4 separate regions of the Homo sapiens genome follow, and all the other regions are linked to region 1. The links are chromatin contacts, found by Hi-C in ENCODE. All regions are on one chromosome and are shown on one strand. The core of a region is the stretch at or near the end of the contact, and the rest is flanking DNA. Distances in the headings are between cores, read along the strand shown. Region 1 overlaps PDZRN3 (PDZ domain containing ring finger 3). Region 2 overlaps LINC00877 (long intergenic non-protein coding RNA 877). Region 3 overlaps LINC00870 (long intergenic non-protein coding RNA 870). Region 4 has its middle 120 kb from the start of LINC00877.

Evidence for each region. Hi-C counts contacts between places; a loop is a spot of excess contacts on that map. Pooled maps may share reads with other maps.
Region 2: a map with no recorded cell type shows a loop between it and region 1 (27-fold over the local background). The contact joins two enhancer-like sites. A Hi-C loop is called at or near these places in 2 of 37 single-sample maps with no recorded cell type and 4 of 50 pooled maps.
Region 3: a map with no recorded cell type shows a loop between it and region 1 (13-fold over the local background). The contact joins two enhancer-like sites. A Hi-C loop is called at or near these places in 1 of 168 maps with a recorded cell type or tissue (transverse colon), 9 of 37 single-sample maps with no recorded cell type and 6 of 50 pooled maps.
Region 4: a loop to region 1 is called in a pooled map, with 21 times the contacts of the local background. The contact joins two enhancer-like sites. A Hi-C loop is called at or near these places in 6 of 37 single-sample maps with no recorded cell type and 5 of 50 pooled maps.

What each region holds. Positions count from the first base shown.
Region 1 is chr3:73,447,233-73,450,156 of GRCh38, forward strand. The region is part of intron 3 of PDZRN3 (PDZ domain containing ring finger 3); the gene reads right to left. Among named protein-coding and RNA genes, the nearest start is that of PDZRN3-AS1, 170 kb to the right of the region's middle. RefSeq lists an enhancer at 1,766-1,835. Within about 2 kb of position 1,644, at least 3 of the 41 ENCODE cell types and tissues checked have a DNase peak (open chromatin) inside an H3K27ac peak, as active enhancers do.
Region 2 is chr3:72,077,205-72,080,059 of GRCh38, forward strand. All of the region lies in intron 2 of LINC00877 (long intergenic non-protein coding RNA 877), which reads right to left. Among named protein-coding and RNA genes, the nearest start is that of LINC00877, 22 kb to the right of the region's middle. RefSeq lists enhancers at 995-1,084, 1,155-1,284, 1,405-1,454. Within about 2 kb of position 1,292, at least 3 of the 41 ENCODE cell types and tissues checked have a DNase peak (open chromatin) inside an H3K27ac peak, as active enhancers do.
Region 3 is chr3:72,162,789-72,165,886 of GRCh38, forward strand. The region is part of intron 2 of LINC00870 (long intergenic non-protein coding RNA 870); the gene reads left to right. Among named protein-coding and RNA genes, the nearest start is that of LINC00870, 13 kb to the left of the region's middle. RefSeq lists enhancers at 1-5, 26-125, 1,126-1,395, 1,906-2,015. Within about 2 kb of position 1,348, at least 4 of the 41 ENCODE cell types and tissues checked have a DNase peak (open chromatin) inside an H3K27ac peak, as active enhancers do.
Region 4 is chr3:71,983,532-71,986,412 of GRCh38, forward strand. No RefSeq gene overlaps it. Among named protein-coding and RNA genes, the nearest start is that of LINC00877, 120 kb to the right of the region's middle. Within about 2 kb of position 1,545, at least 2 of the 41 ENCODE cell types and tissues checked have a DNase peak (open chromatin) inside an H3K27ac peak, as active enhancers do.

The DNA of each region.
Region 1 (2,924 bases), core at 394-2,893:
CAGTTGCACTGCTTCTCTTAGTCTGTGCAGGAAATCGAAGCCTCGTGCCCTCGGACTCAAGGCTCTCCCAGACCTCCATCCCTCCCACTCGTGCTGTCTGTCCTAGCTTCCTGTTGCCTGTCTCCTCCCTCTCCAGGCCGACAGAGGTTTCTCAAGACATTCTGAAGGCTCCCAAATCTGCCACTCCCCAGTCTTCTCCCTCTCCCTCCTTTTGCTGACACGTTCCTCCATAGAGCAGTCTACACTTAACTTCTCTTCTTTCTCACCTCCACCCATTCTCTTTGGTTTGCCCTCTGCAATCCTTCCTCCATAGCCGAACACACACTACTATAGCTGTCCCATCTGGGGTCATAATGACCTCCCAATTGCCGCAACCAAGAGCTTGTTGTAAGTCCTCCATTCAAACTATCTAAATAGGAGGACGTGGAGGTCCATAGTTCAAGATTTACCTCCACTGGCTTTAGAGATAATTCAGTTGCAGTCCAAAAAGATTACTTACCGGCGGAACTGAGATGTGGCCCCAGCCTTCTGTTAACCATGTTGATGTTCTTTCTCCTAAAGACCACCACCTGCCTTGACCTTCCCTGTAACACCTGACCCTGTTGACTCTACACTCCTTCTTAACTCTTCCCTGGTCCTTTCATAGTATACATTCCTCATCTACCCAGATCCCTCTGGTAATGCCTGCTAGCTCCTTTTCCTCTTGCATTCTACATAAATATAGATATGCCCTAAATATCATAGCTTTTCCAGTAGTAAGGATCATATCTAGCACACACATTTTCTTCTTCCCACCTCTCTTCTGTCTCCATATACTGCCAGTGGGAGTTCAACCTATTAGAAATGCCCTCTGACAACCAAAAACATCCTTCTCTTTCATCACCCGTAAATAAGCACCTACCATGTGAGATTCAGCACAGGAGGGGAATCTGGGATCAGACTGCCTAATTTCAAATCCCAGCTCAGCTTCTTTAGCACATGCCATTGTGACCTGGCAAGATTCTTCCCAAGTCTTCATTTTTTCTTCTAACCACCTACGATTGTTGTGAAGACTAATGAGAAATTACTCATACAGAGTTACTCAGTGAAGTGGCTGGCTTGCAGCATTAATGGTAAATGCTCAGTAGATTTTAGTTTTCTTCCTTTCTTTTTTACATTTTCACTTTTAATGTTTGCTAGGGATGATGCTGAACCCTAGTTCCATCCCTTGTATAGCTCAGCGTCTGGTGTAATTAAACTTTAGATGTGCCACAGCAGCTGTCTGCAGAGTAGATGGGGAGAAAGGAGTGAAGAGTTAATTCTACTTAGGGCATCAGAAAAACCTTCATTTGAAGAGCTAAACACTAATCTCAATCTTGTTTTTTTTTCCTGGGGACTAAGCTGCTATACAGACCACATGTAAACTTTATTTAATAGAAGCTTCACAAGTGAGCAATATCATGGCAAGAAAAAAACATTTAGAACAGAATTGTTCAGACATTGGGGTGCATTTAGCTACTAGGGTGGGCAAGAAACATAGGCCAGAATAATTTGTGGCTACCCCTGAGGATATTCACAGTATGTAACACCTCAAGCCAGAGAAGCCATGGAAACACCTGGTGTGATACATCTGTACTTGTGGCACGAAAGTCAGGACAGGCACCTTTTATATTTAAAACCAGTCACCATGACTACCACAACCCAGTTTCTCATGCTACCACAAACCTTCTATTTCTCACTGCAATGTGGTGTGTGGCATGGTTGGAGTCACAAGACTGATTTTCATGGGACTTTGAACCTCTGATTCTTATGTTTCTTTGAGTTTCATTTTAAGCCTGGTCTTTGCAGAGAAAGGGGGAAGAAATCACAGATAATTAAAGCATAAAATATTCTCATTTCATGGTGGGGCTAACAAGTGAAACTACAAGTAATGATGTAATCCAACTTGTCAAAAAGGGAAATGAAAAGAGGAGACAGAAGGCAGGACAGAGCCTTGGGACCCAGCGTGCCATGTCATCTTCTAATTAACTAACTGATCCTTTAAACTGTCAAACTCGGCGAGGAACTCCATGGCCTGGCATCTGATTAATATTCATATTCGGGCACTGGATGCTCTGATTTAAGTCCCAACGGCTGTAGTTAAACATCAGTCTTTAAAAAAAAAAAGAGAGAGAGGGAAATAAAAACCTGCCTGGTGAACCAAAGTCTCCAGGTTTTACATTCATAGGGAAATGAGGGAAGGCCACACTGAGTTCCATAATCCACAGTGCGAGCAAATCCTCCGTGGATGCATATTGATTTCTGAATCATGATGAGGACTTGTATATTGAACAAATAATTATTTTGCTTCTTTCTACTGGCAGCCACATTGTTAATCATATCCCACGCCTCACTGTTAAATAAGCGAACAACGCGTGTAAAATTACATAGCATTCGGTAATATAATCAAGCTTTTAATTTCAAACAAAAATAATTGAATATGTAATTTAATTAAAACAGGCTAGAATCCATCATTCAGTTAAACTGTAATAAGTGGCAGCCTGGACTTTTATTCTTATGGCACAGGCTGCAAAAGAATATATTGCCTCCCTTAAATTGACTTCTCGACTAAAAAATGCTTCAGTCTGGGGTGTAAGAAAAGCCTGTTCTAACTGCATGCTTTACGTAGATGAGGCAATTGACTTAAAAAACTCAAACCAGCACCCCTAGACAGAGTCTCAGTCTGATTCACACTCCCAACCACCAACAGCTGGGCAGCACACGCCATAGGTACCTCCTCTGGAGGACGATGATGAGAAGGGTCCTTAGGAGGCACTGGATGGACTGTGCCTTTTCCTTTACTCTCAGTTCTCTTTTTATTAATTAAAGACCTCTGAAGGAAGAAAATAAGTCAGCCCAGTTCCACTGCAAGTTCTAACAGCATTGGTTTTTGGAAAATGTTTCCT
Region 2 (2,855 bases), core at 42-2,541, 1.4 Mb before region 1:
TTGACCCATTCTTAAAAACTCCCAACCCATTACAGCAATCAACCTGAATCCAAAATCTCATCTAAGTCTTATCAGGTCAAAAGTTTCATTTCTCATCACATAAATCATCGAATATAGGCATGGGTGAAGCTCTGGGTATAGTCCAGTGTGTGGCACAATTTCTCTCTATCTGTGGACCTATGAAGCTAGCAAAGAAATTATCTGCTCCCAAAATACAAAATGAAACACACTCCACCAGGGTAACAGCACTCCCATTCAAAACGAGAGAAGAAGGAAAGAAAAAAAAGAGTCCCTGGTCCCAAATGTTTTCTAAATCCAACCAGAAAAACTCCATTAGGTTTCAAGGCATGGCTCTCAGCTCTGCCTTCAGAGCCTATAAGGTCTGCTCTCACAGTCATCTTTCCTTCTTCATAAAGGGTAATACTTGTTTGCAGCTGTAGTTTCACCCACCTGTTTCCTGTCTGTAGAATTTTGGTGATCTGACAACCTTCTTTCATTTTGTTCTCTCTGTCCCTTTCAGGTCAAGCTGGCAGTGTTTTGGGGCACATACCATTCTTAAAAGCCTTGTGAGTTTCCTGCATATGTCACATGGACTCACTCCATTTGACCATCAGGCCAAATCAAACCTATTGCCTCTTTTTGTAAATGAAGTTTTATTGCAACACAGACACACCTACCTGTTCATTTACATATTGTTGATGGCTATTTACATGATATAACAGAGTGAAGGGTTGCAACAGAGACAGTGTGGCTCAAAAGCTGAGACTATTTACTATCTAACCCTTTTCAGAAAATGTTTGCTGATGACTGGCCCAGAGCCAAAACCCAAATAAGTAGTAGCGTTTAAACAAATGACAGGCTTGGGTGGGTTGCAAAAGCGGGGCCGCTTGGAGGTAGTGAATATTTCAGATGTTGTGCGGGAGGTGTGAGGAGAAAAGTGAGAAGCGGTGAGGGACGAAGGAAGAGGAAGTGAGAGCCATGGACTTCAGAAGTAAACTTGAACTTCTTGGCAAGTTACCTTGGAAGCCTGGGGCCAGGGTCATTAAGCAGCAAGATTACCATGAAGGAAAAGAGTGAACCAAAAGAAAGTAAGGGGAGAAATTCAAACTGGGCTCAATTGTGACAGAAAAGAAAAATCACACCTAGAGCAGTACACTGAGTCCCTTAGTATGCAAGAACCACATTGCCTCCTCCTCATCCTCCCTCTGAAAAGAAGCCCGCTGTGCACACCTATGGGACAGCCTTTGCTTAATTCTATGTGCCAGCGGCAGCTTCCCAGTAAGCCTTCTCCCCTTTGCTTTTGCTCCGTGGAAATGAGAACACGCCAAGGGTGACGTTTGTGTGTGGGTTTTGGCGCTTTCACAAAAAGCTTCATTAGCCTTATTTAGAATATGATTGCTCCTTCAATCCCTGTGCATAAATGGATTTCAGGTGACCATGCCTGTCACAGGCCCCTGCTCGCCTGGTTACTGGCTTGAGGTATTCTTTGGTTTAAACAAAGCAGGACAAATAAAGAGCAAAGACCCACTCAGGGCCCTAGATGTTCATAGAAACTGATTTCCCCTTAAAAAAACAGCTCACTGTGGGAGTTGTAAATAGGAAGAAATGAACCATTTAAGAGAGTCTTTGAGACTACTGCCTGTTGGAATGGAACCAGTTTGGGGTTTGGGGTGGAGGTGGCATGTCAAATTTGTGGTTACTTCCTAAACACACACAAACTGTTTCAATATCTGATTTGAATATGCTACAACTGCCCCCTGCCAAAACCCTGCCCAGCAGTCTTTCTCCCCACAAACAGCTAAGCCAAGAACCCCAGGACAATTTGCTGTCTGTGCTGATAGACTATCTGGGGTTTCTAAAGCAGGCGATGTATTCTATTTCAGGAAATCAGACCAAATAAAAATCATTCCAATTAAAAAGTGCCACTGGGCAAGTAGAACAGCAAGTGCCCACCTCACACAAAACAGACCAACCACAAAGTGCAGGCTTTCATATATGTTGTTGATGGCAGAGTCACTGCCTTAGAGCCTCGAGTTTATTCAATGGGATAAAAGTTGCCTGGTAAATTGGGCTGAGAGGATTTTTTCCCAGAAGGCCATCACAAGGCATTTTGATGTACTTATCATTTACAAGAGCCTAGAGGAATCTAAAAGTGATTTTGATTTCAAATACTATAGAACCCAGTTATTATATAGCTTATTAATACTGAGCTTCAAATAACCATCAGATATATTCTGAGACACACACATATGCACACACATACACATACACACACATACACACACACACACCCTCTGTACAGGCTTGTAATATGAGGCCTGTGATGGTGATGTCTCATGTTATTTAGGGAGTCGGGTTCTAAATTTCTACAAAGATGAAAATTGTGTACAGTTAAAGGTGCATTTGGAAAATCCCTTCAAATGCCCACTAGCACAGTGAGGTGCTTGCACCGTGAGAGGTAGGAAGTAAATCTGATTACTTCAGCTCTCACATGCCCCTTGCAGGTGAGGATGGGCAGAACCAACACCATGTCAGCCCTCTTTTTCACTCTTCTTGCTGAGGGCATGGAGATGAATTCACTTTAGTTAACTGTATAGGTTATATAATTTCACCTTGATCAGCTCACCCCCAGGAGGGTTAGTCCTGTCTACAAATACAAAAGCCACTCGTGTCTTTTTTGTAGGAAAAATTCCTCACTACCTGGTAAGGAAGACCCTCCATTGTCTCAGCCACTAAAAACACTCCCAGTGTCTTCCATCCCTTTTTCTTCCCCTTTCTCTCCTAAAAAGACTGACTTTGGCTTTTGAAAATTGGTTAAACCTTCTCTCTCTCCCTCTTTTCTCTCTTTCTCATTA
Region 3 (3,098 bases), core at 98-2,597, 1.3 Mb before region 1:
GCTGTAGACCAGCCCCCAGCTCTCTGTTTGCACACCAGAACATGTGACTCCCAAATGCCTCCCCAGCACGGCCACCCCAACCACCCCAGCACAGGCAGCTCCAGCCCAAGTCTATGCACCTTAAAGGTTTAGTCCACGAAGCGACTTGATTTGTAAGTCTGAGCCCTAAGGCCAGGTCACTGGGAGGGAAATCCCATTGGCCCTGCTTGGTCAGGGGGTCACAACCTGGCTACAGATGACTCACTGGGGACTCTGGGAATAATCTCTCTCAAAAGGTAAAGTGGACAGGGACAGAGAAGATGATTAAGAAAGGAATAGAAATCCAGGGGAGGCCAGGCGCGGTAGCTCACACCTGTAATCCCAGCACTTTGGGAGGCGAGATGGGCAGATCACTTGAGGTCAGGAGTTCGAGACCAGCCTGGCCAGCGTGGTGAAACCCCCATCTCTACTAAAAATACAAAAATTAGCTGGGTGTGGTGGTACATGCCTGTAATCCCAGCTAGTGGGGAGACTGACTCAGGAGAATAGTTTGAACCCGGGAGGCAGAGGTTGCAGTGAGCCAAGATCACGCTACTGCACTCCAGCCTGGGCAACAGAGCGAGACTCCATCTAAAAAAAAAAAAAAAAAAAAAAAGAAGAAAGAAAGAAAGGCAGGGGAAAATTGAAAATTATGACAGAGGAAACAATGAGGTGAAAGAAAGGCCCAGTGTCTCAGATCGCCCTGGCTGTCCCCTGAGTTGAGGACACATCTCTTTCCTCCTTCTAAGAAGAGGCCTTGTCACTTTGTTCTTGCTGGCAGAGCTGGAAAGGCTTGAAGGAGACCACCCAGTGAGGTCACCACACAGTCCTCTTTGCTGCCCCCCATCCTCCCTGCTTTATGGTACCCAAGTCAGGGCTGCTGACCAACCACTGAGTGTCTTGACAAGTCTCAGAGAAGAGATGGACAAGGTACAAAAGTCCTCCGGCTGTTCGGCTGGGAATGGGCTCCCTAATTATGTTCTCAGCCCATACGCCCTGTGGCCACAGCTTCCAGTTAACTAGCAGCAGCCAGAGGGGTGGGGCAGGGGCAGACAGACCAGGTTCCAGGTAATTGTGGCCAAGCCGGAGCTGAACACAGAATGTGGAGGGTGTGCTGGCTTCTGGACACCCCAGATTATGGCTCTGGTGTTGTGTCTATATGATGCAACCAGGGTGTGTATCTTCCCCCCAGGGAAAGGCCCTCCCCACTCCAACCACCACCACAGGTGGTGTGGAGAACTTGCTAGATGCACGCAGTATCTTCTTCCTCCTTCTCAGGGGCCCTGCTGAGCCCAGAAGACCTAATTATATTTAGCGGGTTGCAGTTTAGGACTTGCGGTTAGGCAGGAAAGTGTGTGATTCTCCAAGTGTGGTTCCCCCTAATACCTGCATCTGAATCCCCTGGGGAGCTTATAAAAATGCAGCTTTCTGGGCCCCACCTTTGACCTATAGAATCAGAATCTCTGGATTGGTGGGGCCCAGGAGTCTGTACTTTAATAAACTTACTCTCTCCCCTCTGCTGCACATCAATCGTGTGCACACCAGTGATTCTGTTGTACTCAAAAGTTTAAGGACCGAAAATCACTGGCACAGTGGTTAAAAGCTTGGTGTCTAAACTTGGAGCCTGACTCTCTTATTAGCTGGCCCTGTGGCCAAATTAGTTACGATGCTTCATCTCAGTTCCCTCACCTGTAAAATGGGCATAAACACAGCATGCATGTCATAGAGTTACTGGAAGCACTCAGTGCCCTTAGCTGTAAATAGTGAGCACTGCCTAATGATAGCTGTCATGCTTTGTTGTGGTGGAGGACAGAGAGGATATGAAAGCTGTGAAGGCCAAAGACTAGAAGCCAACCCAGACTTAAGTCTAGAGCTGGCGGACTGGGGTGCCAGGGAAGAATGATCTCTGAGCAGAGCACAGCAAAGATGAGATGTCATCCAGGGCAAGGCCCAGAGGAGGTCACGTGCTGTAAAGTCCCTGCAGTGAGACAGCATGGGGCACCTAGGGACGAGAGCCAGACACAGTCAAGGGCAAGAAAGACAGGTAGGCAGGAGCCAGACTGGGAGAGGCCTGGTAGACCAAGGCGTGGGCACTTGATCCTGTGAATGATGAAGGGTCATGTAGGTTACATTTGCACACTGTTACACCTTTAGACACGGGCACCTGAGGTTCTTGCTTAGGGTGTGATTTATAGGGCTCTACCCTGGAGCCCACTGCCTCCCCGACAACCTGGTTGAGGAGTGGTGATACCTAAGGATTCGCCACCTGGAACCTACATCCACTTCTTTATGCATCATGCTTTACATACTTGGAACTCCTGCTCCAAACATCCTGAGCCTACCTTTAGGGTCTGTGCACACCTCTTTCTCTTGTCCCTCTTCCTTCTCCAGGGAGGCTGCTACAGCTTTTGTCCAGCAGGCCAATCTGAGAGGCAACCGTGTGTGTACAGGAGGGGTGGGCAACTCTTGGACTTGCAGTCTGTGGGGTCCACATGCGTGGGGCTGGAGATGGGCCTTGCACCCTCCTTTGTGCTCTTCTCCCAGGTTGCAGTAGGTATCGGGGCAGGACTGCTGCAGATTTGCTCTCTGGCTTGCCAGAAGGGAATGGACTAGGCGAGGCCTCCAGACTCAAGGCCTGCAGACCTGTTATGAGCCTGTTGCCAAAATCCCAGCCAAAGAAAATGGTGGCTTCTGGCTAAGTTGTGGTGGCTAGGAGTGGGGGAAGGTGACTGATTCAAGAACTATTCAGTAGGTGGCCTCATACTGTTCCCTGTCTTGTCTTTGACTGCTCATGGGAACCAATCCACCATTCCACAGGGAGGAGGAGAAAGTAATTTGAAGCTAGCAGGGTTAGATGCAGAAACAATAGGCTTATCCAGACTATACAGAAAAAGGTAAAAGAAAAAAAAATCAGTGACACACAAAAGCTAATACAATATTACCTCACTTGCAGAAGAGCATTGCTGAAAGACAGGACCTCTGGTGCATGGCAAAGACTGAAGAAGAGAGAAGTTGGGGAGGGAAGCTTTGAGTTTATGTGAGACTAAGGCTAGGTAGCAATCTCATGCCTTCTCATTGCT
Region 4 (2,881 bases), core at 295-2,794, 1.5 Mb before region 1:
CAAAGATGGGGCCTTGTTGACGAAGAGCTCAAAGGAGCCTGGCTAGAGTTTGGTCAAGGAGAGAGTTTTTGACACCACCTGCTTGAGCACGACCCAACAGCTCTTGCCCCATGCCTGACTTTGCCTCCTATGCTGAGGACTCTCTTCTTCTCTCCTGCCCTAAGGCATCTCTGTTGCTGCTGAGACACCAGGTGGCCTAGACCCCAACATGTGTGACCTGGAAGTGAGCAGGGTGGTTAACACTTTGATCAGTGAGGGACAGAAGCTGGTCAAATGATAAATTGGGAGAACTTATTGGAAAGGATAAACTCTGATACTGTCCTCCCAATGAGCGCACACTGTCCTAAGATGTGTGTACAACCTGTCGGAGGACAGTGACAAATTGGAGCAATCGATCGCTTTCCATGCCAACTTGGCATGCACCTTCTTATATTTGCTGTCATTCATTCCTGACCTCATTCCTGTTTCCCCTCACTCTATCATCCCTGGGACTGCACTTCCCAATAAAATATTAGTGTATAATCATTTGCCTCCAGCTCTGTTTTCTAGAGAATCTAGGCTGAGACAACTAGCACTGTGATGCCCAGAGGAGACTGGGATTCAAAGAATATTATGTTTGAAGACCTTTATGCTCAGTAGAATCCTTACGTGATGCAAGATTAAGTTAGGATTAATATCCGGATCATGCTTGAGGCTAGCTCTGTTTTAAGAAGGCTTTCACAGGGAGCCCCTCTCTTGCTCTTGACATTTAGAAGTATGGGAAGGTACAGTCCTTTTCCTGAGCTGTCTGACTTTTAGCTGCCAGACACACCTGTAGCAGCCGCCAGATGATGCAGGCTCTTCCTCCTTAGTAACCATCTGTCTACAATGATGGGCAGCCTCAAGGGAGGGTCTCCTCTACCATCTCCCTCTCGTTTCTTCTCCTTGGTCTCTCAACCCCTCTGAATAGCTGAATACCTCCCCTCTTTATATCTTAGCTTTCTGTGGACCAAAACCCAGAAAGGCAAGGGGCTGTGCACCCAGGCGCATAGTTACAATCTGACACCCAATAGATACTTTACGTTCCAGGATGTATCAAAAGCAGGTGGCAGTGGGCGCGGTGGCTCACGCCTGTAATCTCAGCACTTTGGGAGGCCGAGGTGGGTGGATCACTTGTCAGGAGTTCAAGACCAGCCTGGCCAACATGGTGAAACCCCATCTCTACTAAAAATACAAAAATTAGCTGGGCCTGGTGGTGGGTGCCTATAATCCCAGCTACTTGGGAGGCTGAGACAAGAACTGCTTGAACCCGGGATGCAGAGGTTACGGTGAGCCGAGATGGTGCTACTGCACTCCAGCCTAAGCAACAGAGCAAGGTTCTGTCTCAAAAAAAAAAAAAAAAAAATACATGTGGCAAATAAGCACATGAGAACAGTTTTGACATCATTAGTTATTAGGGAGACTCAAGTTAAAACCACAATGAGCTACCAAAAAAAAAAAAAAAAAAAAAGAAAGAACAAAAGCATGTGCAAATCTGTCAAAATCATGATATGAAAATGTGTACACAACATAATGCAGTGTGCCAGCATTCACTGAGATTTCAAAGTCAATTCAAGCAATAGCTATCAGCGCTGGTCCTGTGCTAATCTTAAAATGGCACAAGGCAGTTACGGTCACAGGTGCTTCCCACACACCAGGCATGTACCGAACGTTTCATGTAAGTGTTTCATTTTGAATCAAAACCTTGTGAGGTAGACTATTATTATCTCTAATTTACAAAGGAGGCAAATGAGCTTCAGAGAGAAAAGGAACTTGCCAGAATCTCACAACTGGCTGAACCAAAATTCGGATCCAGGACTTTCTAACTGCAAAGCCCACAATCATAAGCCTTGTGCTTCCCCCATATCCTGTTGGCCCTGACTTCCTTACACGCCTACGAAGTCCTCTGTGATCTCTGCCTGAGGGTTTTCTCCTCTGCACACATGTTGGGCTGCAAGTGCTCAGGAGTTGATACTCCCAAGAGCAGCCCCAGCTGATGATGAATGAGCATTGGAGGGTAAGCATCAGCTTCCTTGCCCCTTGCGGGCCTTAACCCTGGTAGGTTCTGCACAGTCTTCTGAAGGTTCCCAGTTGTCTGCAGTGAAAACCCACTCAGCAACACACAAAATTGGCTTCCTTCTCTTCCCTGTCTCATTTCCCAACTCCCCTAGTGGGATCACTTTCCAAATCAACAGTGTGTACTGAAACTCCTGTCTCAGAGTCTGCTGCTCGGGGGCGGGTGGGGTGGAAGATAGACTCGGTGGGAGGTAGGGTTCCTTATTCTGGAAGAACTTACATATTCTTATGGAGAAAACACACACACACACACACACACACACACACACACACACACACACACGCATGCACAGAGAAGTAGAGAAATAACAAAGACTGTCTCCTGAAGGTAGAACTGCGTGGTATCATGTATCAAAGATAGAATGGGCCTGATGGTACAAAGTGAAGGCAGCTGCACCTGATGACCCCTCACTTTTTTTTTTTTTTTTTTTTTTTGAGACAGGGTTTCACTCTGTCACCCAGGCTGGAGTGCAGTGGTGCTATCTCAGCTTACTGCAACATCTGCCTCCCTGGTTCAAGTAATTCTCCTGCCTCAGCCTCCCACGTAGCTGAGTTTACAGGTGTGCACCACCACACCTGGCTAGTTTTTGTATTTTTAGTAGAGACAGGGTTTTACCATGTTGTCCAGACTGATCTCAAACTCTCGACCTAAGGTGATCCTCCCACCTCAGCCTCCCAAAGTGCTGGAATTACAGGTGTGAGCCACCATGCCTAGTCGACCCCTGATGTTTTGACTGAAAGACCTCAGATTCTCTCCCTTGTGCCACCACCCAGGAGGGTACAAACA